6 separate regions of the Mus musculus genome follow, and all the other regions are linked to region 2. The links are chromatin loops, found by intact Hi-C in ENCODE. Cell type or tissue: left cerebral cortex. All regions are shown on one strand.

What was found. Peaks named below come from ENCODE experiments on the same cell type or tissue, not always from the same donor. Only the 100,000 strongest peaks of a DNase experiment are listed, where the experiment ranks them.
Region 1: a loop joins it to region 2, with 4 times the contacts of the local background. A loop is called at or near these places in 5 of 42 quality-filtered maps.
Region 3: it touches region 2 in a loop (8-fold over the local background); 32 of 42 quality-filtered maps call a loop at or near these places.
Region 4: it touches region 2 in a loop (2.4-fold over the local background); 15 of 42 quality-filtered maps call a loop at or near these places.
Region 5: it touches region 2 in a loop (7-fold over the local background); 11 of 42 quality-filtered maps call a loop at or near these places.
Region 6: a loop joins it to region 2, with 3 times the contacts of the local background. A loop is called at or near these places in 4 of 42 quality-filtered maps.

Annotation. Positions count from the first base shown.
Region 1 is chr1:171,489,661-171,494,660 of GRCm38, forward strand. No RefSeq gene overlaps it. Among named protein-coding and RNA genes, the nearest start is that of Alyref2, 11 kb to the right of the region's middle. In left cerebral cortex, no CTCF peak of the experiment used is centred here; no DNase peak of the experiment used is centred here.
Region 2 is chr1:171,358,501-171,363,500 of GRCm38, forward strand. It overlaps Pfdn2 (prefoldin 2), which reads left to right. Exons shown (of 4, transcript NM_011070.4): 4 at 1-754. Klhdc9 (kelch domain containing 9) reads right to left here and starts at 2,298. Exons shown (of 4, transcript NM_001033039.2): 1 at 1,635-2,298; 2 at 1,242-1,401; 3 at 955-1,153; 4 at 1-480. The coding sequence starts at 2,161. The coding sequence ends at 314. In left cerebral cortex, CTCF peaks have their summits at 123 (motif pointing left) and 2,808 (motif pointing right); DNase peaks (open chromatin) are centred at 117, 397, 1,884, 2,383 and 3 more places; H3K4me3 peaks cover 2,116 bases; H3K27ac peaks cover 3,139 bases.
Region 3 is chr1:171,476,670-171,481,669 of GRCm38, forward strand. No RefSeq gene overlaps it. Among named protein-coding and RNA genes, the nearest start is that of Alyref2, 24 kb to the right of the region's middle. In left cerebral cortex, CTCF peaks have their summits at 2,549 (motif pointing left) and 3,874 (motif pointing right); DNase peaks (open chromatin) are centred at 1,726 and 2,526; H3K4me3 peaks cover 288 bases.
Region 4 is chr1:171,565,047-171,570,046 of GRCm38, forward strand. The region is part of intron 1 of Cd244a (CD244 molecule A); the gene reads left to right. Among named protein-coding and RNA genes, the nearest start is that of Gm35200, 5.5 kb to the left of the region's middle. In left cerebral cortex, CTCF peaks have their summits at 2,003 (motif pointing left) and 3,582 (motif pointing right); DNase peaks (open chromatin) are centred at 1,995 and 3,598.
Region 5 is chr1:171,409,070-171,414,069 of GRCm38, forward strand. Arhgap30 (Rho GTPase activating protein 30) reads left to right here. Exons shown (of 12, transcript NM_001005508.2): 12 at 1-1,171. The coding sequence ends at 272. It overlaps Usf1 (upstream transcription factor 1), which reads left to right and starts at 2,244. Exons shown (of 10, transcript NM_001305676.1): 1 at 2,244-2,371. In left cerebral cortex, a CTCF peak has its summit at 3,101; DNase peaks (open chromatin) are centred at 1,992, 2,236, 2,707, 3,055 and 1 more place; H3K4me3 peaks cover 2,359 bases; H3K27ac peaks cover 2,065 bases.
Region 6 is chr1:171,500,428-171,505,427 of GRCm38, forward strand. Alyref2 (Aly/REF export factor 2) reads left to right here and starts at 3,051. Exons shown (of 1, transcript NM_019484.4): 1 at 3,051-4,323. The coding sequence starts at 3,230. The coding sequence ends at 3,886. LOC115487699 (a small nuclear RNA gene) reads right to left here and starts at 2,736; the gene lies at 2,621-2,736. In left cerebral cortex, CTCF peaks have their summits at 1,259, 2,172 (motif pointing right) and 3,045 (motif pointing right); DNase peaks (open chromatin) are centred at 1,295, 2,160, 3,020, 3,462 and 1 more place; H3K4me3 peaks cover 1,577 bases; H3K27ac peaks cover 1,598 bases.

The sequences.
Region 1 (5,000 bases), 130 kb after region 2:
TCCACACTCGGCGCGCCAGTCATCCGATAGACTGAGTCGCCCGGGTACCCGTGTTCCCAATAAAGCCTTTTGCCGTTTGCATCCGAGTCGTGGTCTCGCTGTTCCTTGGGAGGGTCTCCTCAGAGTAATTGACTACCCAGCTCGGGGGTCTTTCAGTGACACATGCCTTTAATCCCAGCACTTGGAAGACTGAGGCAGGCAGATCTATGAGAGGCCAGCCCAGCCTGGGAGAGAGAGAGAGAGAGAGAGAGAGAGAGAGAGAGAGAGAGAGAGAGAGAGAGAGAGAGAGAGAGAGAGAGAGAGAGAGAGAGAAAGAGAGAGAGAGAGGGAGAGAGAGAGAGTTTTACAGGATAGCCAGGGCTACACAGAGAAACCCTGTCTTAACTACCTCCACCCCCTCCACCACCCCCCCAAAAAAAGAAAGAATAAAGTAGAAGGGAAAACTTATACCATTGATGACTAAAGATACTACTTAGCATAGGGTCTTCTGCCCAGGCCCCACACACCTCTCCATGTAAGAGAGTTCCTTTCTCATACCTGGGTTTCCTGAGATGGCCCTTGTGGGGGATGCTAGCCTCCTCTATCTGCTCCGTGTGTCAGTCCTTGAATAAACCTGATTCCCTATCTGCTAGCTCTTGCCTCCTGAGTATTGGCTTTCCAGCTGAGCAGACTCCTGAGCCTTGGGTAACAGCAATGCTGGACTCTATGCATGTCTATACATTGATATTTCTCCATATTCACAGCTGCTCTGACCGTTTTAATAACGACTCAGGGAGTTACCTGATGCTTTGGGTCCCAGAGCAGAGCGGCAGAGCGGCAGAGCGGCAGAGCGGCAGAGCGGCAGAGCGGCAGAGCGGCAGAGCGGCAGAGCGGCAGAGCGGCAGAGCGGCAGAGCGGCAGAGCGGCAGAGCGGCAGAGCGGCAGAGCGGCAGAGCGGCAGAGCGGCAGAGCGGCAGAGCGGCAGAGCGGCAGAGCGGCAGAGCGGCAGAGCGGCAGAGCGGCAGAGCGGCAGAGCGGCAGAGCGGCAGAGCGGCAGAGCGGCAGAGCGGCAGAGCGGCAGAGCGGCAGAGCGGCAGAGCGGCAGAGCGGCAGAGCGGCAGAGCGGTGTGAGGTTTTGTCATGCTGCTCACAACAGCATGAGACTTGAGAGCATGATTCTTTTAAGTTTCTAGACGCTTTCATTCCATATTGTTTAGGCTGCAGTTTAACAGCAGCGCTAACTGAAACCTTAGAAGATAAAACCATGGGAGGCAGAAAGGGAGCCGTATTTTATACTTGACGGATACGTGGCCAACAGCCAGAGTCCGTTTCAAACAGGAGGCTTTGACTTCAGGTTTTTAAAAATACCGTCTCTGGGAGAAACAAAGGAGGTGGCCGTGAGAGATCCAGGACAAGCCGGTGAATGAGGGTAAAGTTTGTTTTGCACATTTAAGTCAGGATGTCTCTGTTGACAGGAGTCTGAAGCTTAGCTACCCTCCCCTTCCTGGTGCAGAGAGGAGTCACTCCTGTACATGACATTTTCATTTCTTGATGGGAAGGAAAATGCAGGGGGGGGGGGGGGAAGGGGAGCTTCTATGACCCGTCCAGCAGGTCCAGTTATTCGAGGATCTCGAGGGGACCTCCTCCTAATAACCAAATGGGGGGTAGAGAGAGACAAGGGTCTTGTACGAATAACGACACGGAAACCGTTCTGAAGTTGTATCAAGACCCCAATGTATTGAGAAAGGTCCAAGGTTTAAATGCACAAGCAAAGGGGGAAGTACAGATACTTATCAGTGGGAGGGGTAGGGCAATACAAGCAAAAGGGGAAGTAATTATCAGTGGGAGGGGGGGGCAAGAGAATTGCACATTCTTAGGCAGTTACACGGGGAAGCAGGAACTTGGTGGTGTCAGGGTGTGGTCAGGAGAGCGGTGATGACCCAGGGCTGGAACATCCCGTAGTTCTCGGAATCCATGTGTCGGTGGCCCGCTTTTGACCCTCTTTTCTTCTCGGGGGGAGAGGCCCAATTCAGAGATCAGGACAATAGCGTTGCCTTAATGGCTCCCAACACTTCTACTCTCTTTCTAGAGCAGTTTCTGAGGCAGGCTGTGTGGCTCAGTGGTGGAAGCAAGTTCACTTAGCAGGAACAAAGCTCTAGGCTACCCCGGGGCCAATTAGATCTATAACTAGATGTTTGCTCCTCTTTCCATCCAGGAGGAGGAGGGATGGAAAGGCCTCTAATTGGTTCTCTTTAGGAACTTGTGAGTGGTGGCAGTCTTTGTTCTACGGGACAGAAGGACAGCTCCTGTTGGACTGGAGCAAAACTGGGTTTCCTGAGAGGAATAAGGAAATAGAACAATATAGGGCTGCAGAGATTGGCTTGGTGGCATGAGGTTTTAGGGTTTTTTTTTGTTTTTGTTTTTGTTTTGTTTTGTTTTGTTTTCCTGTAAGAAATAAAGCAGAAGGGACTTCCTCACTGTGATGACTCAAGAGACTGGGCTCCCTTGTTTGTGAGAAAAACGGCTGTGTTGGGACTACACGCGTCCTTAACCTTTCAGTCTGATTAAGCAGATATTTCTTTTTGGTTTGGTCTGGTTTGTTTTGGGTCCCACAATGAACTCAGTCTGAAGCAGTTTCTGTTTACTACATTAAAAAAATTATTTCTTTATTTCATGTTTATGAGCGCTCTCTCTTTATGCACACCAGAAGAGGGGATCAAATCCCATTACAGATCGTTGTGAGTCACCAAGTGGTTGTTGGGAATTGAACTCAGGACCTCTGAGGACCAGCCAGTGCCTTTAACCCCTGAGCCATCTCTTTAGACTCTCTTACTACATATCTTAGTCAGGGTTTGTATTCCTGCACAAAACATTATGACCAAGAAGCAAGTTGGGGAGGAAAGGGTTTATTCAGCTTACACTTCCACATTGCTGTTCATCACCAAAGGAAGTCAGGACAGGAGCTCACACAGGGCAGGAACTTGAAGGCAGGAACTGATGCAGAGGCCATGAGAGGTGCTGCTTACTGGCTTGCTTCCTCTGGCTTGCTCAGCCTGCTTTCTTGTTCTTGTTCTTTTCTTTTTTAAAATTTTATTTATTTATTTACTTTATGTATATGAGTACACTGTAGTTATCTTCAGACACACCAGAAGAAGACATCAGATCCCATTACAGATGGTTGTGAGCCACCATGTGGTTGCTAGGAACTGAATTTAGGACTTCTGGAAGAGCAGTCAGTGCTCTGAACCACTGAGCTATCTCTTCAGCCCTCAGCCTGCTTGCTTGCTTGCTCTCTTTCTTTCTTTCTTTCTTTCTTTCTTTCTTTCTTTCTTTCTTTCTTTCTTTCTTTCTTTCTTTCTTTCTTTCTTTCTTTCTTTCTTTCTTTCTTTCTTTCTTTCTTTCTTTCTTTCTTTCTTTCTTTCTTTTTTGTTTTCTGAGACAGGGTTTCTCTGTATCTGTATAGCCCTGGCTGTCCTGGAACTCACTCTGTAGACCAGGCTGGCCTCGAACTCGAACTCAGAAATCCGCCTGCCTCTGCCTCCCGAGTGCTGGGATTAAAGGTGTGTGCCACTACGCCGGGCTCAGTCTGCTTTCTTATAAAACCCAGGACTACCAGCCTGTGGATGGCACTACCCACAATGTCCCCTGTCCTCTTCCCCCCATCTCCTGTGATCACTAATTGAGAAAATGCCTTACAGCTGGATCTCATAGAGGCATTTCCTCAAGGGGTAGTCCTTTCTCTGTGATAACTCCAGCTTGTGTCAAGTTGACACACAGAACCAGCAAGTTATACTACATGTTTCAAAAAAATATTTATGTTTTTGTTTTACGTGTGTGTGTGTGTGTGTGTGTGTGTGTGTGTGTGTGTGCGTGCGCGTGTGTGACTGGGTGTATGCTGTGCACCATATGTGTGCAGGAGCCCTTGGAGGTCAGGAAATCACCTAAAACTGGATTTATAGGTGGTTGGTTGTGAGCCACCATCTGGGTACTGGGAATGGAATCTCAATTTGTCTTTGTTTGTTTGTTTTTAAGACAGTGCTCACTAAGTAGCCCTGGTTGTCCTGAGTCACTCTACAGACTAGTGTGGCTTTGAACTAGAGATGTGCCTGCCTTTGCCTCCAGATGCTGGGATTAAAGGTGAGGGACACTACAACCAGCTAAACCCAGTTCTTTTTTTTTTTTTTAAGATTTATTTATTTATTTATTTATTTATTTACTTATTTATTTATTTATCAGATCTCATTACGGATGGTTGTGAGCCACCATGTGGTTGCTGGGATTTGAACTCCTGACCTTTGGAAGAGCAGTCAGGTGCTCTAACCCACTGAGCCATCTCACCAGCCCTAAACCCAGTTCTTGATGAAGAGAGTGGGCATGTGCTTAGAAGAAGGGAGGTTAGGAATATCTTTGGATTCAACTCCCTCTATATTAGGTGAAACCTAATTGCAGGGGAAGTGGAGACAGAGTGAGGTGGCACTAACATTTGACTAGTTTTGAATAGTAGACTTTGGGTGAAATGGACATATTTCAATCCCAGATGGAAGTGATGAGCAATCTGTACGATCTTGCCGATCTGCAAGGCCTACAGCTCCATCCCTTCTGCAGTCCCAAAGGACTCAGAGTGAAATGAGCTGAGATGGCTGCCCCGCAGAATCAGGCAGACCTGCGGTGACTTTGCATTAGTAAGCATTAAATCCCTGTTGTATTAAGTCATTGGGGTTTTGATTTTGTCTGGGCAGAATGTTTAACGAGCCCATCCCTGTTACAGCAGGTGCCTACATTCTTACCGGCCCCCCACCTCAGTCGCTGCTCTGACTTCCGACTCTGACTTCCGGCTTCCTCTCTTGAGTTCGTCCATTTGGGTAGCTGCTTTTGTCCTCCGTGCGTCAAGTTTGCTCGATACAGCGTCGGTGCAAATTACAGCTTTTACCTCAAGTATTTTTCTTGAGCCAAATATGAACCACCATGGTCTAGGACCATGGATTCTGGTTGACTTGAAAAACATGTTCTAACATGAAAGC
Region 2 (5,000 bases):
GAGGGCTGGAGAGATGGCTCAGATGGCTCAACAGTGAAGAGCTCTGTCTGCTCTTCCAGGGGGCATCTGTTTTATTATCCCCAACAACCACATGGTGGCTCACAACCATCTATAATGGGGTCTGATGCCCTCTTCTGGCACAAAGGTGTACATGCAAATAGGGCACTTATATAAGTAAAATGTATAAATCTTCTAAAGGATTCAGAGACAAAACTCTCGGATTGAAATTTAATAAGTATTTGAAGTAGGGCAATAGCTCTGATGAGATCGCTTTGTAGGTTTGCCACAACACAGAGTGCCTCCCTGCTGTTCTTTAGATGAAGAATTCCAGGATGCAAACCTGTGGGCTAGCTGTCCTGCCGTCCTCACCAAAACCCCCAACCAAATAAAGCTGGTCATTCCAAAGGCAAGTCCGATGGCCCACGCGCTTCAGTCCACGGTCTGTACTGGGGAAGTGGAACCACAGAGGCGGAGACTTGCCTGTGGGTTGAGAGCAGAAGGTGGTTACTGTGGCATTCTGCTCCGGCCTTACCCAGTACGCATGCCTGTCATCGTTCCCGTTTGATTTGTCAGCCTTTTCAGATGTTCAGTATTTATATTGTCTATTGTATTTTGTTTTTGAAACAGGGTCTCACTCTGTCACCCTGGCTAGTTTCACACTCTAGATCAAGTTGGCTGGCCTCAAAAACTACCAGAGATCTGCCTGCCTCTGCCTCTGCCTCCCAAGTGCTGGAATTAAAAGTGTGAATCACTATGCCTGGCTCTATTTTTTGTTTGTTTGTTTTTCAGCAGTCCACACACTTTTGCCTCCTGAGTAGCATACATCACCACAACCGGACTGCATTCCTTTAACTCATCAACTGATTTCTCCTCCTTTCTATCCCACCACCCCTGTTTTGTAATTTTTAGCTGTGTCTTTTTCTCCTCCCTTTCAAATGATAGCTTGGCGCTCACGGGTATCGTAGATGTAGAGATCATTGCAGATCGTATCTCTAGCTCTGGTCAGAGTTTCTCCGCCAAATAGTACAGCGAAGGGTCCCACCACTGAACAGGAATGATGGCGCAGGCTCTGGGGTCCTTGCTGCAGTCCCTGCCCACTGCTCACAAGCCTTGCAAGCTGTTCCCTCAAATGAGGGGCAACTGGTTGTTCCTCCTTGGGCGAGAAAAACAAGAAGGGGTTGTCTGAAGGGTTTGCTTATTGAAGTTTTAGTCCTTTTCTACTTTATGTGAGTAGCTAATACCTTGATTTTCCCAGGGCTCCATTGCCCTGCTACCTCCGGTCCAACTGAGTTGCAGCCCCCAAAGAGCAAAAGCTGATGACCCGGGTGCGGCCCAGCAGTTGGCAGCAGGGCAGCACAGTGGCCTGATCGTGAGGTTGTGTGGCAGCCTTCTTCTTTGTAGCTGTTGGTACACAGAAAATCGGGCCTGAGTTTGGTTTTCTGAAAAGATTCAAGTGTTCTTTGCCAGAGAGCTCTAGTGAAAAAGAAAATCAGGCTTGGGGCAGATAGAGTTAAGCAATCTTGGATTCCAAGACAGAAGGTGCTATGGATAGACTACCAATAAGTTTATTTAGGTTTTGTTTTTTCTAGAATATAGAGAAAACAAACGAACGTTTGGGGGCAAAGTTGCAGTACCAATAAGTTCGGGTCCTGTGGTCCAACTTTAACGTGTAGATGCTTCCGTAGCGTCGCTGAGTGTGGGTACCACCCTCTCTGCCAGACACTCGCAGCTCCCCGTCTGAGAGGCGAGTGCAGGTGTGGCTGCTGAGGCCAGCAGGAGGGCAGTTGCCAGGGTTCGCAGCCCATGCTTCCCACACCTCTCTCTCCGTGTCCAGCGCGGCCACCGTGGATAAGCGACGTGACCCGTCCCAGCCACCCACCACGCAGAGCCAACGACCTCCCACCAGTGCCGCGTCGTGGTGGCTGCGAAGGGGACTACCTCGGGCTACCAGTCGCACCGCTTGGCCTACAGCTGGGTCAAAGATCACAGTGTCGTTGCTGGGCACTCTTGCACCACCTTCTAGGAGACCCCCTACCAGATAGAACCGTCCTTCCAGTTCCGTGCATGAATGGAAGGCACGAGCCAGAAGCACGTCTCGCGCCACTGGCCTCCAGGTCCAGGTTGAGCCTCTTGCTCGACCGAGGGTCTGCACCCCAGCCATGGGCCAAGGGAAGGGGAGAGCAGCTCGGTCACTTCGGGTCGCACTCCTTCACGAAGGGCCCAGCACTTCCAAGCATAGACTAGCTTCCCCTCCAATAACAGCACAGGTCTTCACCCAAACCACCCCTTCTCTCCACCGCCGTCGCCCAGCAACCACTGCAGGGACTACAGTGCGACCGCTGCAAACTGAAGGTCGCAAAGCGCCTGTTACCTTGGAAACAAGAGACCTGGTTAAGCTACCGCGATCTTACAGTGATGTCGTCAGGGGAACGAGATGTGGGGAAGCCAGTAAATATCCTAAAGGATTTGGGCTCCGAAAGGCTAGAAACCGGCAGTTCGTTAGACGAACCCAATAGCCGCTAACTAGCCTGTAATTATGACGTTTGAGGAAGGTGTTGGTGGTAGGATGCGTGGAGGCCGTGTCTTTTTCTTTATTTTTTGCTGCACGGTTTCCAACTTGGAATCTTCTCTAGGGATGAGGTAGGAAGGAAACAAGTCAGAAATCAAAGGTTGAACTTGGACTACGTTGCTTGGGATTCAGAGACTTGAGTAGACTTATTCCGCGATCCTATTTATAAAATGGGTTGTTTGTGATAAAAATTCTTGAAGGTGCTGAATGGATGGGAGAGTTCTCTCTGCTCTAGCCACTGGAGGGCAGTAGAGTCCAGTCTCAGTGAGAGAAGCGACAGGAGAGAAAGGTGCTAAGAAGGGACAAGGGAGAAAGAGATGAGTTAGGGTGGATGAAGTGGGAGAGGAAAAATAGGTTAGGCATATCTTGGACAGTTTTTCACTACTTAGTCCTAGGATGAATAATTATTTCATCTTGACTCATTAGAATAATATAACACATTAAATGGAGGCACCGTGGAACTCAGGATTAAGGGCAGGGAGTTTCCCCTGATAAGATCCTGGGCAGAAGCTGCCCAACCTTAGAAGGTGGGTGGGGGTGAGATGGGGAGGAGAGAGACACGGACTCCTGCCCCTCCCTGCTCTCTTCCTTTTAGTCAAGCTGGGTTACTGAAGGCCTAACTCTGCCCTCGCAGGACTCAATGCAGAACGAAGAGGCTCGGATCAAGGCAGGCTGACTGGGATCAAGGCAGGCTGACTGGTTTCTGCTGTAGGAGGAAATGCAGATTTCTACTTGTCGCTCCAGCTGGGGTGGAGCCGAAATAGGATCTTTGTCCCCCAGGCTGGGCTTTGAGTGGGAAGGATGGCTGTCACTTGGGCCTTTGGTTTCTAAACATGAACTTGCTCCCAACCAGACCACGGATAATGTCCAAGGTTTCAGTGGGAATGATCACGTGATTCTGAGGCGCAGGCTCACACTGGGCCTTTTCCCTCCTGGTCCCAATTAGATCTTGAGAGAGAACTACGTGGGGAGGGTGTGCACACATGGAGTAAAGAATTGAGCCTGGGGGCTGGAGAGAAGGTTCAGTGGTTAAGAGCACTGGCTGCTCTTCCAAAGGACCCAGGTTCAACTCCCAGCACAGCAGCTCCCAACTGTCTGTAATTCTAGTTCCAGGGAATCTGACACCCTCATACCGGTAAATGCACATAAAATAAATTAAAAACAAACACACACAAAGGCTTGGACAGCATCTCAGTAATGCAAGTCCCGGGACCTGAGTTCCATTTCCAGAACTCACACAAAAATAGCTGGACACAACCGTGCGGTGGTGGCACACACCTTTAATCCCAGCACTCGGGAGCACAAATAATAAGAGAGATAAATAGTTAAGTTTCCTTAGCATTTATTTAAGAATAAAGACTTGAGTGTTTTCAGTGCTTATTTAAGCACAGAACAGTAATAAAGAGTCAATAAAGAATTAAATTTTGGCCGGGCAGTGGTGCGCACGATTTTAATCCCAGCACTTGGGAGGCAGAGACAGGTGGATTTCTGAGTTCGAGGCCAGCCTGGTCTACAAAGTGAGTTCCAGGACAGCCAAGACTATACAGAGAAACCCTGTCTCGAAAAACCAAAAAATATATATATATATAAATAAATAAATAAATAAAATAAAAAAATAAATTAATAAATAAATCGTTGGGCCTGGGCGAGCAAAGATCCTAAAAATTCAATTCCCAAGAACCACATGAAGGCTCACAACCATCTGTACAGCTACAGTGTACTCACATACATAAAATAAATAAATCTTTTTTTAAAAAATTAAATTTTAGCTTTTCCAACTTGGGCTGGTGGAATGGCTCCAGCAGAGAAGGATGGCAAGAAGGACCGTTTGGCCACCAACAAGGTGGTTTCCCGAGAATACCATGGAATGGGCTTCAAGAAGTGTGCTCCTGGAGCACTCAAAGAAATCCAGAAATTTGCCATAAAGGCAAATGGGACTTTCATGGGCATAAAGGAACACCAGATGTACGCATTGACACCAGGCTCAATAAAGCTGCCTGGGCCAAGGGAATGAGGAGTGTTCCGTATCGCATCTAAGTATGTTTGTCCAGAAAACAAGCTCTCCACATTGGCAACTTATGTGCCTGTTACCACATTCAAAAATCTATAGATGGCTACTGTGGATCAGAGTTAACCTGCTGCGTGTCAAACAAAGCTGCAGAACTGAAACTAAAACAATTAAATTTTAGTGCTTATGGAAGCCCAGACAGTAATAAAGAGGTAATAAGAGTCAAGTTTCCAGCACTTATTAAAACACAGAGCAGTAAAGAAAGTTAAGTCTCCAGTGTTAAATAAAAAACAGTTATGCAGTTTAATAGAGCACAGAGAATTATAAAATAAAAATGAAGCATAGAGAGTTAAAAGGAAAAGAAGCCAATGGTTTTCAGCCACAGAACGAGTGAGAGAGTGTTGTTTCCAGGTGCCATCAGCT
Region 3 (5,000 bases), 120 kb after region 2:
AGCCCCCCCCCCTTTCTCTCCTCCCTCCCTCTTTCTCTTCTTCTCTCTCTTTCCTGCTCCCTAAACATTATCTTATTTAGCTTAGACTAGGTTTTTTGTTTTTTGTTTTTTGTTTTTTGGTTTTTCGAGACAGGGTTTCTCTGTGTAGTCCTGGCTGTCCTGGAACTCACTCTGTAGACCAGGCTGGCCTTGAACTCAGAAATCCACCTGCCTCTGCCTCCAAAGTGCTGGGATTAAAGGCGTGCGCCACCACGCCCGGCTAGACTAGATTTTAAATTGCTATATAGCTTAGGAGGGTCTTCAACTCCTGATCCTCCTGCCTTCCTCCTTCTAAGTGGTGGAATCGGAGCTGTGTGATACTTTCTGGTTTGGGGCTGTGGTGCTAGCTCGTGAAACAGGATTCTTCTGGGTGCCTATAGCTTCCTTTGTACTAGAAGAGCTCTCCATCAAAGGGTGTGACCGAAGAACGACCAAGTCACTTGTAAAAGGAGTTACTGGCATTAACCATGCTATTTGTGTCCAAAGATGTCACCCATCAGTATTCATATGTCTCGCTGATGGTCACAGACAGGGTGGGGGAGGCATTTGCTTGCTGTCGGCCTCAGAAAGGGTAGTGTCGGTCTGGCTCTTGGCCTTTTGCAGGAGAGGAAGCTGACAGATGTACGATCTGACCCAGTCCCTACCCCGGAAGCAGATGGGTATTAACAATTCTTCATTCCTCTCTTCCTGCCTAGCAGCCTCGAGCAAAGGATGTAGACCTTGAGCTAAAACACAAATTCTTTTCTACCACAGTTTTTGACCACTCCTCTCCTTGGGGGAATGTGTCTTTGGGACCTGGGAGAGATGCAGGGGCAGCAGCAGCAGCAGCAGCAGCAGCAGCAGCAGCAGCAGCAGCAGCAGCAGCAGCATTCTGTCCCAGAGGAAGCATCCAGATGTGATTTTTCTGAACGCAAATTTGAGGGCCTTACTTCTCACAGTGCTTTCTGAGGCCTCCTCTAGTTTGTCTCTACAGTGGCCCAATGGGCAATTAATGAAAGCAAAAAGTTTAGGGTCCAGCCAAGCACCCCATTGATTTGGACATAGCATATGGGCGCTTGAGAGTTTCGTGTTTTTGTTTGTTTGTTTGCTTGTTTGTTTTGTTTTACTTTTAGATTCTAATGTATGTTTATCATGTGTCCTGGTTCTACCTGTTAGCTCAGGTGAAATAGCAAAGAGGGAGTCTTGGGCCTGAGCTGGGAAACCCTGGAAGTGGTGTGTGCTGGGGTACTGCGTGAGTGTGTGTGTGCTTGCCCGTGTGCATATGTGTGTGCATGTGTACAGGTGCGTTTCTGTGTGTGTGTGTACGTGTGTAAGGGCGTTACTGTTATTCTTCCAGTCACACGGTGCACCCAGTCTCGGCCAGTTCCACCAGCATTTCTGAGATCTTCATTCTACCACCTGAGAGTAGAACCCGGACAGACCGGTTCTGAGGTACAGAGGAGAGAGAGGTCTGAACCGGAAGGGAAGTTTACTCAATTCAGGCAAGGCAGCGCCCTGTGCGTTGCAGGGTGGGGCGGGGCACGGGAGGGTGGAGGCAGCCCTGCCTGCTAGGCAGGGCTGTTGGCTAATTATCTGTGGACGAGGAGAGAAAACAGAGAGAAGGGATTGTGCGAAGCCTTACTTAGGGCCTTTGAGATGGCTCAATGGGTCATGAGCACCCGAGACTGATCCTCAGAACCCAGAAGCAGGCAGGAGAGAGCGGACGCCACAAAGGTGGGCGGTGATCGTGGACACGCATGCGCACACAGGCATACCTTTTTAAACTTGATGTTGACGTTATGGAATGTGCTTAAGGAAGCTGCTGTAGAGAGGATCCCTCTCCTCCCCTCCCCGCTTAATATCTTGTGCTCTCTCCTTTTTTTTTTTCTTCTTCCCATACAGGGTTCACTATGTAGCTCTGCCTGGCTTTGAACTCACGGGGATCTCTGCCTCTGGAGTGTTGGGTTTATTTTGTTTTGAGGAAAGATTTTCTCTGGCTCAGGCCTTGAACTTGGTCTGTTGTAGAGGTTAGCCTTGAACTGTCTTTAAAAAAAAAAAAAGTAGCTGGGCGTGGTGGCGCACGCCTTTAATCTCTTTAATCCGGAGGCAGAGGCAGGTGGATTTCTGAGTTCGAGGCCAGCCTGGTCTACAGCGTGAGTTCCAGGGCAGTCAGGGCTATACAGAGAAACCCTGGTTCGAAAAACAAAAAAACAAAACAAAACAAACAAACAAACAAAAAAAGTGTCTGCGTGCATGCACTCACAAGTGTTCAAACACTCGGGGGAATTCTTACAAGGTATTAGAGGATCCACGACCTTTACTTAGGCTCTGGGGCTTGACCTAAGGTAGTCAAATTTTCTGAGCTTTACCCACTCACTCAGCCACCTAGCCAGCTCCTAAATGTCTGCAATTTAAACCACTTAGTTAGAGATGGCTCGCTCAGTGATTAAGAGCACTTGCTGTTCTTTGGAGTATTCTCCATCTGTTGTTACTGCAGTTCCAGGGGATCTGATGCCCTCTTCTGGCCTCTGCAGGCACTACATGTACAAGGTCCATGTCCATACTTGTAGGCAAAACATTCAGATATATAAAATTTAAAAGTGTTTAATGGATTTTAATGATCTGCATATGTGTGTCTGTGTGTTCCTACTGTTCTTTATAACAATATGGTAGTTTTAAAATTATTATACAGGGTGATGCATAAAGATTATACACCTTTAATCCCAGCACTCAGAAGGCAGGGGCAGGAGGGTCTCTGAGACTTTGAGACCAGCCTGGACAGCCAAGACTACACAAAGAAAGAAACTCTGACTTGAAAAAAACAAAACAAAACAAGACAAAAATCTTGCTAGGTTGTGCTGGCCTGCAGCAGTTTAGGGATCCGTGGTAGTTTAGCTTTCGGAATCACCCTGTGAACCTGAGTCCTACTTATCCGTAGTAAATGCAGAAAGAAGGCAAAGAATCACAATTAAATGGCATTTAAACTGAGAGTCCACTTTTTCCGGTGTTAATATTCAACAAAACAACAATGAAAAGTCCCCAGAACTACATCGCTAAACTTCACCCATCCCAACTCAAACAAAAAACCGGGGAATAGTGTACCTTTATCTTGAAGGTGTTAAGTTTTGGAGGGGACTCTGCTGGTGTTGAAGGTGTTAAGTTCTGGGGGGACTCTGCCTGTGAGCGGGCTAGTAAGTAGTCACAACCTATTTGGGACCCATTAGAACAGCTTGTGTCAGTGGCCATAAAATTGTTCACACCCTGAAATGCAGTGATGTCTCTCGTGGGAACAAGCCCCAAGGAGACAATTAAACAAAGCAAGGGACGTATGTAGATCCACGTGAAAGGCATTCATTGTAGCGTGATCCGTAAAGTAACGAGCTGGAAGGAAACCAAGCTCTGCACAATACGCAGATTGTTAAACCAGAATGTGGAGACCGATGGAGACTTATCCAGTTATTGAACAATAATTATGGAGAACACGTAGAAACATTAAAATATTTATGATTTGGGGGGTATATGATTATTAAATAAAAGGAGAATAACAGCTAGGTACGGTGGTGCCTGCTGGGGACCCCAGCACTCGGTAGAAGGGTGCAGAAAGATGAGTTGTTTTAGTTTGGACAATAGAGATAAACTATATATTTGTTTTCTCTTCTTTTTAAAAAAGTTTCTCTCTGGTTATTGAAACTTGATAATCAAAGACCAGAAAACTCTCTGCTGCCATTCTATACGAGGTTATGTGGGTATAGTAATCAGCACAGGTCTCAAGAGTTTTTGGAAAGAGTGGAGAGCCACATCTCCCAGAATAACTAATTATTTATTTTATGTATTTATGAATTATTTATTTTATGTTCACCGTTGCTCTCTTCAGAAACACCAGAAGAGGGCATCAGATCCCATTGTAGATGGTTGTGAGCCACCATGTGGTTGCTGGGGATTGAACTCAGGACCTTTGGAAGAGCAGTCAGTGCTCTTAACTGAAGAGCCATCTCTCCAGCACCAGAATACAGGCTTCTTGAGAACTTAGGTCTAAGTCCACTCTTTCTTCCAGGTTCTCTGGGTGCATCCAGCAGCAGTGTAATGAGTCCCAGTAATAGATTCCCCCACCTGGACACACTGAAGAAGCTCGGGGAAAATAAGTTGATCTAATAGCTGGCCAGGGGGCTAGAGACATGGCTCAGTGGTCATGAGCACTGGCTGCTCTTCCCAAGGACCAGGGTTCGATTTCCAGCATCTCTATAGCAGCTCACAACTATCTGTAACCTGTTACTGTAGCTCCAAGGGATCTGATGTCCTCTGGCCTCCATGGTTCACATATATGCATGAATGCAAAACACCCATACACATAAATAAATCACACACACACACACATATATATTATATAATATGACAGGAAAAAGCCCTAGGAAGTTGAGGTCAACTATGATGTTCATGGAGAAGGCCAGGCAGTGGTGATGAAAGACCCCACCATAAGGCTTAGCAAGCTAGCTGCAGTAACGCCATTTTGCAAGGCATGAAAAAGTACCAGAGCTGAGTTCTCAAAAGCCACAAGAAAGTTTAGTTAAAAAATAAGGCTGAACAAAACTAGGACAGGGGCCAAACAGGATATCTGTGGTCGAGCACCTGGGCCCCGGCTCAGGGCCAAAAACAGATGGTACTCAGATAAAGCGAAACTAGCAACAGTTTCTGGAAAGTCCCACCTCAGTTTCAAGTTCCCCAAAAGACCGAGAAAAACCCCAAGCCTTATTTAAACTAACCAATCAGCTCGCTTCTCGCTTCTGTAACCGCGCTTTTTGCCCCCCAGCCCAAGCCCTATAAAAAGGGTAAAAACTCCACACTCGGCGCGCCAGTCATCCGATAGACTGAGTCGCCCGGGTACCCGTGTTCCCAATAAAGCCTTTTGCCGTTTGCATCCGAGTCGTGGTCTCGCTGTTCCTTGGGAGGGTCTCCTCAGAGTAATTGACTACCCAGCTCGGGGG
Region 4 (5,000 bases), 210 kb after region 2:
TTACGTATAAGGTTGACAAGGGGTCAGTTATAATAGCTACTTTTAGGTCAACTTGACACAACCTAGAGTCATGAGAGAAGAGGGAGTCCCGATTGGGAAACTGCCTCCATGAGATCCAGCTGTAGGCAAGCTTGTCAGGCACTGTCTTAACTAGTGATGGATCCCAGAGTTTCCAGCTCATTGTGAGTTGGCACCATCCCTGGGCTGGTGGTCCTTGGTTCTATAAGAAAGCAGGCTGGACAGGCCCTTTGGAGCAAGCCAGTAAGCAACACCCCTTTATGGTCTCTGCGCCAGCTCCTGTGTTTAGGTTCCAGTACTGCTTGAGCTCCTGCCCTCAGTGCTTTTGATAATGGACTATTATTAAGGAACTGTGGAGTGAAATACACCTTTCCCTCTGCTTTTGGGCATGGTGTTATGTCACAGCAATAGTAACCCTAAGGAAACCATGACCCAATGCTCCTGATAACTCCATTCTTAAAAATAAAAATGATAAAAACACTACCTACAGGTATAGGGAGACAATCATACCAGCCAGCACTGAGCAACCCAGGCATCCTCATTGAATGGCACAGTGGCTGAACTTCCAACCTTGCCTTTGAGCAAGTAAGATGCATCCGTGCACCAGCCAACAGTGCTGGGTGGTCCTGCCTTCCAGTCACTCCTCTTGTATCCTTCTGTGTTAATCGCACCCCTTTCCTTCATCAGAATTCCTTTCCTTATCTGAAATCCTGCCGTGCTCCGTAGAGTTTGATTCTGTGACAAGCTGTCTGGGTCTTTTGTCAGAGTCTTTAGATTTGGCACTGCTGGCTGCTCATGCCATCTTTTCCTGTGAAATACCCAGGATCCATCTATCATCTCAGCCTTGTGTGGGATGGAGTTTGGCCCCCAGAGCTTTCAGCTCAGCACAAGGCTGATGAATTACATGTCATTGACACAACTTCTATTTGACTGGACCTTACTCTTGACTCTTCCTGTAGCTGGTACTGCTGATCGATTATCAGCCCTGGTGCCTCAGATCTTCCCCGTCACCACCTGTTATCTGAGAGGAACACATCTAACTTCCTGTGGATCAGCCAATCAAAAGCTCTCCTCCAACCCACTCACTTAGATTGTCTCTACAGTGTTATCTGCTTCCTTGCCCTCTTCCTTCCATAGTTTACAGGGTATTGCCACATTTCTAGGAGTTGAAGCTTTAAGACCCGTGTCTATTTCTTTACCAATGCTGCCAATCCCACGACCAGATGTCTCTCCCTAGTCCTGGCTCTTTTATCTCTGATGTTCTACATAGGGGAGGAGAGCTTGCCCCCACCCCCACCCCCGACATGAGGACTGGGGTTTAATTCCCAAGGTTGAAAAAAAAAAGTCTGCAATAGTTTCGTGCCCTCTGCTTGGGTTCTTTACTGGAGAGGGTTTGAACTAGTTGATTCATGTCCTTGAAATTCTCTTCTGATAGCCTCTGCCTTGGCTACAGAGCTTTCTCACTCAGGCGCATGATAGCACGGAGGTTTTCTCAATCTAAAGAAATCCTCAGATGCTCTGCTGTCACCTTTCAAATTAAAATGCTTTAAAGAAAAAAAATTTTTAAATATAAAATCATGGCACTCAGGCTTCTCTGAGAAGTCTTGTTTTATTTTTCTGCTTGTTTACGGCATGCACTCCAACCGGAATGTGAGCTTTACGGGAGTGGGGTGGGGTGGGGATGGGGTCTTGACGCTCTTCCTCATGGTACACCGCAGTGCCCAGAATTGTGCTTCTCAATGAGGACAGTTTTTCCTCAGGGGACATTTGTCAAGGTCTGAAGACATTTTTGTTTGTCATGACTGAGGCTAGGGTACCACTTGCATCTAGTGGGCAGACGCCAGGGATGCTGCTAAGTGATGCATAGCACAAACTCTATCCCAATACCCAGGTATTCTTGGGCCCTTAATATTTAGGGCTGAAGTCAGGAAACCCTTTTCTAGAGTAACGCCCAGCATAAAGAGGGAATTTGCCGCCCCCTTCTGGTTTCTCGGCATAACTACATTCATATGCCCAGACCCGCATGTAGATTATGTATGCATTCGCATAGTTTTCTTTCTATTTCTGTGGAGAATATCATTGATATTTTGATATGGCTTTTAATCGTTCTTCAAATCCAAGCATGTGGTATGTCTATCTATTCCTTTGTTCTTTCCAACGTCTTCCATTACATTTTGTAGATTTCCTTATGGAAGTCTTTCACTTCTTTAGATCTATTTATACCTAGATTTTTTTTTTTTTTGGTAAATACTTAAAGCTTGTTTTTTGATAGAAAGGTGATTACTCTCTTCTTGATTCCATTTTCATGAAAAATTTTGTTCTAATCTTTCATTTTCCAGGTAATGCATGTCCTTAGCTATAAGGTGTGTTTCCTTTATTCCCCCCCCCTCTGTCTCTCTCACTCTGTCTCTCTCCCCTCTCGCCCCCTCCCTCCCTCCCTCCCTTCCTCCCCCTCTCTCTGTCTCTTCCTCATATTCTTCCTTCCTCCCTTCCTTTCATCTGTCTCTCTCTCTCTCTCTCTCTCTGACAAGATCTCATGTGTCTGAGGCTGGCCTCAAACTTGTTATGTAACCAAGGGTGACCTTGAATTTCTGATCCTCCAGTCACAACCTCCTTCGTACTGGGATCCACATTTTATGTAGGGTCAGAGTGTGGGGAGCCAGTGAAGTCCCGACTGAGTCAAGTTCTTAGTGAATGTGTATTGCTTGATGTGAGCTGGCCATGTGTAAGACCCAGGAGAAACTGGCAAAGCCTTTGAAACCTTGTGTCAGTCTGTGAGAGCTAACCTGGGTCATATGAGAGCTAACCTGGGTCATGCTTGAGTTTCACAGCTTCAGGGATTCGTGAGGACCATGCCACATCTGGAGGTGATGTGGGCTAAGACACACATCTGGCTCATTCATCTGATGCAGAGTCTGTTTGTGTGTGCTTTGTCCTGAAGGTGCAGTTTCTCCTCGGGTCTGGCATTACTATGACAGTCCTGTCACTGAGCTCTATGACAAGCCTACTGCCTCCTCCAGTTATTGGAGTCTTAGTTCCTGCCCTGTGACCCTAAGTTACAAGAGAGAGGTGGACCATTCAGCCTCTTGTGCTAATGTTGTCTGGTAACTCAGTCTGTGGGTATTGGGTTGGTGGTAGGAGTTGCATGTGGGTTTCACCACATCAGGCCTGGTACATGGTTTCAAGCCTAAAGCTCGAATTTAACTCATTCACACTCCCAAAGTGGTGACATCACGCCTTACACTGGACTGGTTGGAGTTGGGGTGCATGAGGCATGGACAGTTTCTTCCCATATTTGTATTTTGTTATGGTTGGGCACTGTGGTCCCCGCTAGATCTTCTTACGTTTTATCAAGGTAATTAGGTGTGGGAAGATCCTGGAGGATCTTACTTAGCCACCATCTTGTTCTCCTCACACTGCCTTTCTTCTTATTGTGCTACATTGTTAAGAACCCTGTGTGTAACCATCTCTCTCTCTCTCTTACCTCACTCTCTGACCCCCTGCTCCTGCACACTGCAGTCTCTTTAAGGCAAGATTATCTTTCTTATTGTCTACAGCCTCTGGGTGGCACCACATGGCTTCCTTACCTAAGGGCGTCAATTACTGCTCTGGGTTGCCTGAGGTAGCTATCTAAAGTCTGCTACTATGTTACAGTCTACCATCACTATGTTATAGTCTACCACCACCATGTTAATTAACTCACATCTTGATCCCTAGGCAGGGAAGTGCGGACATACCTGGAAGGCCCAGCTTTAACATTTTAGAGAGTAGTCTTGCAGAGACCTTCTGGTTCCTAAAACAACAGTAAACAATAAGCCTTAGTGAGCACTGCCCACAGTGCAATGCACTAAGTGTTTTGAGAGGACTGTGAGTCCAGCTCTATTTTAGAGCCCAAGACAAGCTATGCGTTTCAGCATTGTTTTTACTGGGTCTGACGGTTCAGGATTTCTGGCCATCACTGCTGGCCATGCATGCTTCCCTCAGTGTCCTGCGAGTCAGACTTTTTTGCCACTGTGACAAATACCTGGAGGAACAAATTTAAAATGGGATAAATTTATATTCAGCTTATTTAAGAGTTTTTATTTGCCCTTTTGTTTTGAGGTGAGATCTCATGTAGCCCAGGCTGGCGTCTGATTTGCCATGTAGCTGAGGATGGCCTTAAATTTCTGATTCTTCTGCCTCTCCCTTCTGAGTGCTGAGAGTACTGTTGTATGCCACTGATTCCTGGCATTAAGCAGTGTTGAGGATGAATCTAGGGCCTCGTGCATGCTAGGTAATGTCTCCAGCCTTATTTCAGAGGTCTTAGTCAATGGTTGGCTTACTCCTGTGCTGTGGACTGTGGGGTGTCATGGTGGGAAGATCTAACAAAACAAAGGTGCTCACCTTCTAGCAGCTGGGCAGCTGAGAGACACAGTCAGGAATGGGAAAGACGTTGCCTTGGGAGATGTGTCCATAGTGACCCACTGACCAAGCCCCATCTTTGTGTAGTTGATTGATGAGGTCCATGAGCTAACTACCTCTCAATGATGTTATCAGCTGAGGACCAATCCTACAGAATATGAACATGGGGGGGGGGTGGGCTTGACAGCCAAATTACAATGGAGTGAGTCACACCATTAACGAGGTGGTTATAAAATTATCCTCTAGGAACTGAGCATGGAGGAACAAGTCTGTCATTCCAGATACTCAGTAGGATAGTGAGTTCACAGCCAGCCTGGGCTATTTAGTGAGACCCCATCTCAAAATCCAAAAGGAAGTGTCTGGGTAAATGGCTTAGTGGATAGTAATAGCACTTGATCTGAAAGCAAGAACACCTGAGTTCAAGTCCCCAGAACCCATTAAAAAGCCAGCCTAGATCAACCAATGAGGTTCAGGTTCAGTGAGAGATCCTGTCTGCAGAGGGCCAGCAGGCTGGCTCAGTAGGTCAAAACACTTGCTGCACAATTCTAACAACCCAAGTTTGATCCCTGGAACATACACAA
Region 5 (5,000 bases), 51 kb after region 2:
CTCAGGGAGTTCTGCGGACCCAGACCTGTACTGGAGGTGGGGATTATAGTCTCAGCTCCAGAACCCCTCCTTGTAGCATGATCCTTGCCCATTCTTCCCGGCCCCTTAGCTGTTTGGAACGCCCACCTGAAGGCACAGAGGGGTCTGAGCCCAGGAGTCGGCTTAGTCTGCCCCCTAGAGAGCTTCACCCTGTTGTCCCTCTTGTGGCCCCTCAGCGCCAGACATATGCTTTTGAAACACAGACTAATCATGGGAAAGATGAAGGGGTATGATTAGGACAGGACAAGAGGAACCAAGAAATCATCACCAATCTCTGGAGCACTTGCCTAGCTGTCTTTGCTGCCTCGGCAGCTGAGATGTCTAATTCCATAGGCTTGGGTCCTCCAGCTTCTTGTTTTGACCATGAGAGGTACAGACTTGGTGGATTTACTTATGTTTGTGTTAGACACAAAGCCACTTATGTCTTAGCAGAGTCTTAAGAAACATAGAACAATCTTGTTTCCAGGGAGTTAACAAAAACATAGGGTAGGTAAAAGCTTTTTTTTTTCTTAAATTTAAATACAGTGGGGGAATTTCAGCCAAACTTTTGCCCTATTCTGAGCTGTGAATATCTCTTCACAGAAGCCTACTGTAGATGTGGGAGATATAGGACCAGATATAGAATAGCTCACCCCTGATTTGTTCCTAGATTTTTGGCTGTCTTCTGACCCTCTTTAGTTTCAGAGTAGGAGAAACATCCAAGAAGCTCTTTAAAGTCCTCAGTGTTTGCTGAAGGAAATGGGTGGCATCCTCTACCTTCAATTATTTTGCAGAAGAGGTCCTCCCATTTTAGGAAAAGGGAATGTTGGGCTGAAGAGATAGCTCAGAGGTTAAGAGCACCTACTGTTCTTCCAGAGGTCCTGAGTTCAATTCCTAGCAATCACATGATGGCTCACAACCATCTGTAACGGAATTTGATGCCTTCTACGGGTGAGTCTGAAGAGAGCAATGGTGTACTCATTCATATACATAAAATAAATAAAGAAAGAAAAGAAAAAGGAAAAGAAAAGTAGAGGGAATGTCACTCAATTTGGCTCTAGCACTGTCTCTGCACAGGCTGGGGCTACAGGCCACCATTTAGCAATGGTGGGTATTTGATAATAAAAGCTGAATTTTTTTTTTAACATTTAAACAGTGTATGTACTTTGTCTTATTAAAGTTTTGGGTGAATGGTATCACATTCCAAAGTTGCCAAAATGTATATATCTTGTTTTTTCTTATTTAGATATTCTTCCTCAGTTGTCATGGGAAACTGTAGCTAGAAAGTAGAACTGGGTTCATGGTGGTCAAGAAATGAGGAAGAGAAACCTGTATTTACATAATGTTCATCTAATGCCAGGAATTGGGCCAGATTTGTGTGCATAAAAACTTTGCTCTTGAATTTATTTAATCCACTTGATGTGAAGTTGGTATTGGTATTTCCGTTTTACAAAGAAATTGAGCTGTAGTTAAGTAAAAATGCCCATCAAAAACCTCAGAGTTAAGAAGTGTTAGTTTCTAGGTGTGGTGGCTGTCTTTAATCCTAGCACTTGGGAGTGGAGAGATCTATGTGTATTCGAGTCCAGCATAGTTTATGTAGGACTACATAGAAATACCCTATCGCAAAAAAAAAAAAAAAAAAAAAAAAGTGTCAGTTCAGAGTCTGAATGGCTTCAGAATCTGAATTCTAGCTATTGCTATTATACTTCACTATTCCAAAATCACTCTGGGTACACCCAGAATGAAGAAAATGGTAATCAAACTCGTCCCCACACGTATTTAAGAGCCTGAGGAAAAGCTATGAGGTCTTTGGAGTATTGCTGACGTTAATACAAAGGTATATACCCAGATCCACGTACACTCAGAAATGTCCCAAAGTCCACTTGGAACCCCCTCAAAGTGATGCCCTGATCCAAGATGGCGTCCCACATTGCCCTTATGAAAGATGGCGCCTAAGATTGCCGTTCCACCCTCTACTTCCTTTTACTGGAAGTAAAAGGGCTCCGCCTACCACAAGGATGGAAGTACAATTTAGTCGGGTTTTTTTTTTCCTGGTTCTTACTGAAAACAAAGGCCTCTAGCGAGGTCCCCAAGGATACCGTCTGTTTCCCTTCAGAGCCTGCGACCACTCACGTACCCACATCCGCTCTAGCGGGCATCAGATTTGAAGCGAGCGGAAGTGTGGCAGCTCGGGGGGCCGTCCGTCGGCTGGGCGGGTCGAGGGCACACTTCCGCCCCTCACCAACATGGCCGCAGGCTGGGACTGCGCATGAGCAGCTGTCTATGGAGAGACCTAGATCCAAAGACGGAGAAGGCTGCCGGGGGAAATCGGCGACTGAAGCGGCCTGGCCCGGTGAGTGCGTCGGAGCCGGCCGGAGTCCGGACGCCGGTGGATCGGCATGGCGGGGCACCTTTGCTTTGGCTGGCGTTTCCCAGGCCAGGCCACGCCTGGGCACGGAGCCTTTGTTTTGGGGGAGGGGGCCGTGCCCGGCTCTTTCTCTCCTGCTTTGTGGGCCGAGCTCGCTCCCCGCCCCGGTGTGCACACGTCCCAGCCGCCTGCGGTGGGTATCCAGCTTCGAGCCGCAGGCCCGGGAAGGTCCCCGGCGTCCTTTCCCCGTCTCTCCTCCGCGGAGCAGCTGGGGCGCAGGCGAGCTGGGCTGGGACCGGCGGGGTCACCGCGCGGGCTGCGGGGCTCGCGCCTGCCGGGTACTCAGGTCCCCAAGCGCCTACTACTAGTCGGTGGGCCTGCAGGGAGACGCGTCGTTCTCGGGCAAGGTCCGGGCGCTTGAAGTCTTTGGGAACTTGATCTGGTTTTTGTGTGTGGGTGGTGGTGGGGGGTGTTTTGTTTTTTAAATTTCTGCCTTTGCGTCTGTGCTTGGTGAGGACGTTTGCTGGGCTCTCCTTTTGAGCATGCAAAACCACAAAATCCTAGGCTGATTTCCGTATCACGTATTATTAATGCTCAGGATGCTTCCGGATATACAACCAAGGTTTGAGTAAGGAGCCTACCGCCGTTTCTGGGTAGCCTCAGAAGTTGCGCTGACAGCTGTTGGCTATACGGTTGTCTCGTGCGCCTTGCAGTCTCTTTCATAGCCTCCTCCTGCAGGCCGTGCCAGGAGCTTCAGGAGGAGCTCTTCCTCCTGTTTGAGGATGGAGACCCCCTAGGTGGTCCGTACATCCGGACGCTGCCTCCCTTTGCAGCCTTACTTTCTACGGACAGTTTCACTTTCAGTTCCCTTTTGTTATTGTTGTTAACGTTCTTCTTTGCACACGGTCTTTCCGAGGCGCATTATCCGCTAAACTAAGGTTTTTCTTTGATTAGAAAGGTTTGGAAGATCTTGCGGGTAGAGTGTTTAAAAAAAATCTTGTCCTTTCTTGTTGAGATTATTTTATTGCTTTGTCCTATGCAGCTGTTTCTTTCTGGTGGCATCTGTCTGTACAGTTCTTTGTTTTTTCCCGTTCTCTGGCTGGTTGTCAAAAGTCCTAAGGCAGGAACATTGTAGATGGATTCCTCCCCCTTTGTCTTTTCTCCTGCAGAACCCTGAGCCTGGAGGTTTTCTTTCCCCCCCTCCTCCTGAGGCTTAGTTGATTTGGAGTTGTCATGGCAACATTTTAGCAACTATGTTGCTCTACAGGAAGCCTTGCTGGATAAAATAAAGAAGCCTTGAACATGATGCACTTGGGCACTGGTGTTTGTAACAGATGCTGTAAATCTGGACTCTCTCAAAACAAGAGCCCCGACAGCGGAGTAGTATCCAAGAGCCAAACCTGGGTTTTATGCTTAGTGATGGTTTCCCAATAGCAAAAAAGGTTTCAGTTTTCCTCTTCTTAGATTTGAGGACTGGAATTTGTTTTTTGTTATTCTTATTTGATTTTGAAACAGGACCTCTCTATACATAACCTTGGCTGTCCTGGAACTCACTCTGTAGACCAAGCTGGCATTGAACTCAGAGATCTGCCTGCCTCTGCCTTCTTAGTGCTGGGATCAAAGGCTGGCATCACCACCTCCCAGCTTCAGATTTCTTTTCGTACAGTTTGTGTTGGAGAAGCTGGAAGAAGAATCAGGGAGTGTGTGAGGGAGTGTGTGGGTGGGGGGGTTATTAGTTACTGGTTTTGATAGTGGTGGTCTAAACTTTGCTCTAGCTTTTCCTGTGAAGCTGCTGACATAGAGTATAATAGCTTTAGTAACAATCCACAATAGCCTCAGCCATGCACCCCAGACATTGTTTCACAGTCTACTCCTCCCCCCAGGAGTTGGAATGAAAATGGAGGAGCAGCTGGGTGGTGGCGACCCATGCCTTTAATCCTAGCACTAGATAGGCAGAAGCAGGCAGGATCTCTGAGAGTTCAGAGGCCAGCCTGGCCTACAGAGTGAGTTCCAGGACGGCCAGGGCTACAAGAGAAACCCTGTCTCAGAAAGAGAGAAGCGGGGTTGGGGGGGAAGGAAGGAAGAGAGAAAAGTTTTGGTGTGTGTGTGTGCACATGCATGTGTGTGGTGGGCTGGACGCTGTGATAAACAGCTTTCACAAGTTAGTTTTTGCCTCTTTGAGGGGAGGAGGTTGTTTTTTTTGTTTTGTTTTTTGAGATATGGATTCTCTAGGTTGCCCTGGTCATCCTGGAACTCTGTAGCCATGGCTGGCCTTGAACTCAGAGATCCACGTGCCTGGCTCCCAAGTGCTTGAATCAGGCATTGCCACCACGCCCTGCCTGCTGAGCCCTCCTAGCTTTTCTTTTGGTCAGAGGAGAGCCGTAGGGGGTCAGTTGTTGTCTTTCCACGTTGCTGGAGACAGTGGCTGGCGCCCCGCTTGTAGAGATTCTCTCATCTCCAGCTCTCCATCAGGCGCCCTGTGATTACACATGCTCTCAATGCTGCATTCCTCTCTTCTATAGGTTTTAGGACTCGGGTGTTACCTTCATTCCGAGTGAGACTTCCATTGCGAGTGCTGTTTGAGCCAATCTCCCAGTTTTGTTTTATTTTATTT
Region 6 (5,000 bases), 140 kb after region 2:
ACACCTTTGATCTCAGGAGGCAAGCAGATCTCTGAGTTCAAGGTCAGTCTGGGACAAAGCAAGGTCTAGATCCAGGCGCGGTAGTATACACACCTTTAATTTGGGCCACACCTTCTACTGGAGGCCTACATAAGGACATTGGAAGAGGGAAGATTCACTCTTCTTCAACTGCTTGCTCTTGCCAGTACGTCTGTTGAAACCTACTTCTACAGAAGACCAGCTTAAATAACTAGCCTCGTGGCAACTACTAGATGCTTGGACTTCCCATTCACAGCTGCCCGTTGTTATCACAACAAATTCCCTTAATATATAGAGACATCCTGTGATTCCTGCGTCTCTAGAGAATCCTGACTAATGGCGTTTTATCATAGCAACAGAAATCCTACCTAAAATGTATAGAATGGACCTTGGGTTAGCGGTGGTGTTCTCTGACCTACAGTGTTCCTTACATCTGACCACTCTTCTCCCAAGCAAGAAGTCTTGCTTTGGTTTTCCTTCAATTATATTTTATCCATGGATCAGGAGCAGACAGTGAGGCCAACACTTAAAAAACTAAATATGTATCTAACATGTTCTCCATGTGTTATCATGAATTTGTAAACCTTAAAACAACCCTTAGAGGTCAACCCAAGCCTACAATTATCCACAGAAGAATCAAATTCCATTATTGTGGTGGGTTGAAGGAGAAATGTCCCTGGTGAGCTTGGGTGAGTGAACACTTGATCTCTAGTTAGTGGTGCTGGGTAGGGGACTGATACGGAACCTTTAGGTCTGACTGTGTTGGCAGAAGGATGTCGATTGGGGGGTGGTGGGCTCTGAGAGTTTATAGCCTTTCCTTGCTTCCGGTTTATTCTCTCTGCATTGTGTTTAAAGGTGAAGATGTGATCTGCTTTCTGCTCCATCCCCCTGTTGCTATGCCTCCCCCTACTGTTATGGATTCTCTCTCTGGGTTCCTAGCCAAAATGAACTTTTCTTTGGTTTTGTTATCACAGCAACAGGAAAGCAACTGATGCAATTATGAACACTCTTTTGTTCTCTGCTGGACATGTTCGGCTATCCATGGTATGTCCATCCTGTTTCTTTATTTTATTGTTTTCTTTAGGCAGGTATCCCAGGCTGGACCGTGAACTCCCTATACTCCCGCCCTCACCTATTGATGACACTGAGGATGATAAAGAAAAGTGGGAAAGTATCTTTGGAAACTTTCTTGCTTCAGTCATGGATAGCTTGGAGTGTTAAGGTGTCAGGCTATCCAATGGCCACTAGAGGCACCCAAACCGTTGGCTTTCAGGTCCTTTGTTTTGCAAAGCAGAGAAGGAATTTCCGAGAGGTTAGAAGGGAGATTTGTTATAGGGTTACAGGTGGGAGTTGTGGGAGCTCCTATCCAGCAGAAGTAGGCCCCAGGTGGGGCACTGTGGAGCGTTTATCCCAGGGAATTTTGTAGAAACAGAAGTGAGGCGTGAAGCAGGCAATGAACTGGTCAGTGCAGTAGCCCATCCAGGAGACATCCAAGAGCCTTTCCATGATTTCAAGTCTGTTCCAGGAAGAGAGAAAGTTCAACTTCCTTTCCAGTGTACTTTGGTGGGCAGAGCCAAAGATGCTTTGCCAAGCAGACCGAGGGCATTCTGTGTTTGAAGTTCCTGCCACTTTGTTACCTGTTCTTTTTTTTTTTTTTTAAGATTTATTTATTATTATATCTAAGTACACTGTAGCTGTCTTCAGACACACCAGAAGAGGGAGTCAGATCTCATTACGGATGGTTGTGAGCCACCATGTGGTTGCTGATTTGAACTTCGGACCTTCGGAAGAGCAGTCGGTGCTCTTAACCACTGAGCCATCTCTCCAGCCCCCTTGTTACCTGTTCTTATTACTGAGGTATTTTAGCTATAAGGAGACTGAGGTATTTCAAAGGGACAGTCTCTGTCCTTAAGGGAAAGGTCTTGGGTGGGAGAGTAGTTTTCATTTTTTTGGGGGGGGAGGGACTGGGGGGAGATGGGGAATTGCATCATAGTCTAGCCCCTCCCACAGCTCTGAGGGTAACCTGTCCCTTCTGCTCGAGTGGCTGCATTTATTTTTTAGAATGTATCTGCCTTTATTTGTATGAATATTTTGCCTGCGTATCTGAGCGTTGCTTGGCACTGATGGAAGTCAGAAGGGGGCGCTAGTTCTTCCTCAGCTACAGAGCTGGGTTAGCCATCTTGCTAGAAAATTGTACGTGCCTTAAGTCCATAACCACCTTGCACTTAAATAAAATATTAAAAATAATGGTTTATACATATGTTCACTGAGACCACAACATAACGCAGCTAGATAAAAAACAGCTTAATAAATAACATGTCTACAGACTTCCCACAAAAACTTAGTATTTGCTTTTAAAGGCTTATTTACTTTATCGGTTATGAGACACAACGCCATGCGACTGAGCCCTTTTAACCAATGAGCTGTCTCTTTAGCCTAAGCTCAAGCCATTTTTACCTTACAGTGGTTAACACTGAAGACAAGAAAATACATAGAGCACACAATAAAGACTGTTAATTCTAACTTTGGTTAACACTGAAGACAAAAAAATACATAGAGCACACAATAAAGACTGTTAATTCTAACTTTAAACATTATTAATAGCCTTGCTAAAGCAAGGCCTCAAAAAATTAGTGTAAGACTCAGAATTGTTCCTCTCCACGGAAATCTTTAGTAAAAGGCGAAAGATTTATACGATCTGAAGAGAAACCAGAGTATACCCAGCTGTCCTAGTGTACAGTTCTCGGCCGACTGTATTTCCTAGACAACTAATGGTGACTATTTACTCCTAAAGACACTGACTACTTTATTATATCAGATAAATCTTTGAAGGTTCTATCACATTAAGGAATAAAAGGAATAAAACAGAACAACGAAAACAACACGCTACCCTTTTAAATTATACAACCATCTGTGTGCACTGCATTGTGGGTATGCAAATATCGCGGAGAAGCCGCGTGGCCCGCTCGGTTTCCGGAAGTGCCTCGAATTTGTCCCAGATGTCTCTAGGCGCTGGGCGGCCACCAGGGGTCAGAGCGAAAGCCAGATTCACAAGCGCACAGACTTCCAATTTCCAAGTGTGATTTTGGTGCGCTTGTGATTCCAGCACCGGTCGGAGAGGCGGAGTCAAGGCGGGGGAATCATTGAATTTGAGTACTTTCTGGTCTGCACCGCGAGGGCCGGGCCAGTCAGGCCCGGATCCGCGCCCGCCATGGCCGACAAGATGGACATGTCTTTGGACGACATCATTAAGCTGAACCGTAACCAGCGCCGGGTGAATCGAGGCGGCGGGCCTAGGAGGAACCGGCCCGCCATCGCCCGCGGCGGCAGGAACCGGCCGGCACCGTACAGTAGACCGAAACCACTTCCGGACAAGTGGCAGCACGACCTATTCGACAGCGGCTGCGGGGGTGGGGAAGGCGTGGAGACCGGTGCCAAGCTGCTCGTGTCAAACCTGGACTTCGGGGTGTCAGATGCTGACATTCAGGAACTCTTTGCTGAATTTGGAACGTTGAAAAAAGCCGCTGTGGACTACGATCGCTCTGGACGAAGTTTAGGGACGGCGGATGTACACTTTGAACGGAGGGCAGATGCCCTGAAGGCTATGAAGCAGTACAAGGGCGTCCCTTTGGATGGCCGCCCTATGGACATCCAGCTTGTCACGTCACAGATCGATCCACAGCGAAGACCTGCACAAAGCGGAAACAGAGGCGGCATGACAAGGAGCCGTGGCTCTGGAGGCTTTGGTGGCCGCGGCAGCCAGGGAAGGGGTAGAGGCACTGGCAGGAACTCAAAGCAGCAGCAGCTTTCTGCAGAGGAGTTGGACGCACAGCTGGATGCTTACAATGCAAGGAGGGACACCAGCTAAACAACCGAACAAATCCGCACAAGAACCGGGACCCAGACGCCTCGTCTGTGATGCCTTAGAGGGAGGGTAGGCAACTGGACTGTGCAGACAATGGTGAATTTGGTTTTTTGTTTCTTTTTACTTCCTGTTTTAAAATAGGATCTAAAAACTCATGTAAAGTTTTTTTTTTTTTTTTTTTTTAAATTCTGAAACAGACCTGTTTTGTACTGAGTTATTTTTTGGGATAAGTTTTCCTGGGTGCTGTTGTGGAGAAGGTGGCATTTTCACCTTTGTCATAATAAAATAGAAATGTGTGTAGAACTGGAAAAATTAAAAAAGAAAAAGAAAAATTACAAATTACAATATGACTTTTATGGACAGAACACATGACTGACTAGCATGCATGAAGAAGTGGGTTTCATTCTCAGCTCCATCATGTAAGAATAAAACAAGAATTGAAAAAACCTTGCCTTTGATGCAGCTCAGTGGCAGAATGCCTACTCACCATGAGCAAGGAAGGCGGTGGGTTTAATTACATGGAAAGTCTTTTCTGTCTGGTAGGGGTGGTACCTACCTGACCTCTCAGCGTTGGTAAGGCTGAGACAGGAGTTTTAGTGAGATATGACTAATCTAAAATAAAATCAAAGGCAGGGGTGGTGGTGGTGGCGGCGGCTCATGCCTTTAATACTAGCTTCTAGGATATACAGGCTCCACAGAGAAACCTTGTTTCAAGCCCCTCTCCCCAAAACCCTGCCCCCCCAAACAACAACAAAACAAAAAACAAACACCAACTTTCTTTTTTTTTAACATAATATTTTTGTGAATTATTTGGGACTTTCACACTGTGTACCATGATCAAGCTCACTTCCCACTCCTCCCGTTGTATCTTTAATTTTCCAAATCTTATTATTATTATTTTATTTTATTTTTTTCCGAGACAGGGTTTCTCTGTGTAGCCCTGGCTGTCCTGGAACTCACTTTGTAGACCAGGCTGGCCTCGAACTTAGAAATCTGCCTGCCTCTGCCTCCCAAGTGCTGGGATTAAAGACGTGCGCCACCACAGCCCAGCCCAAATCTTATTTTTAATGATAGTTCTTAAACGCTTTAACCTCCCTTGTAGCCCACCACCCACCAA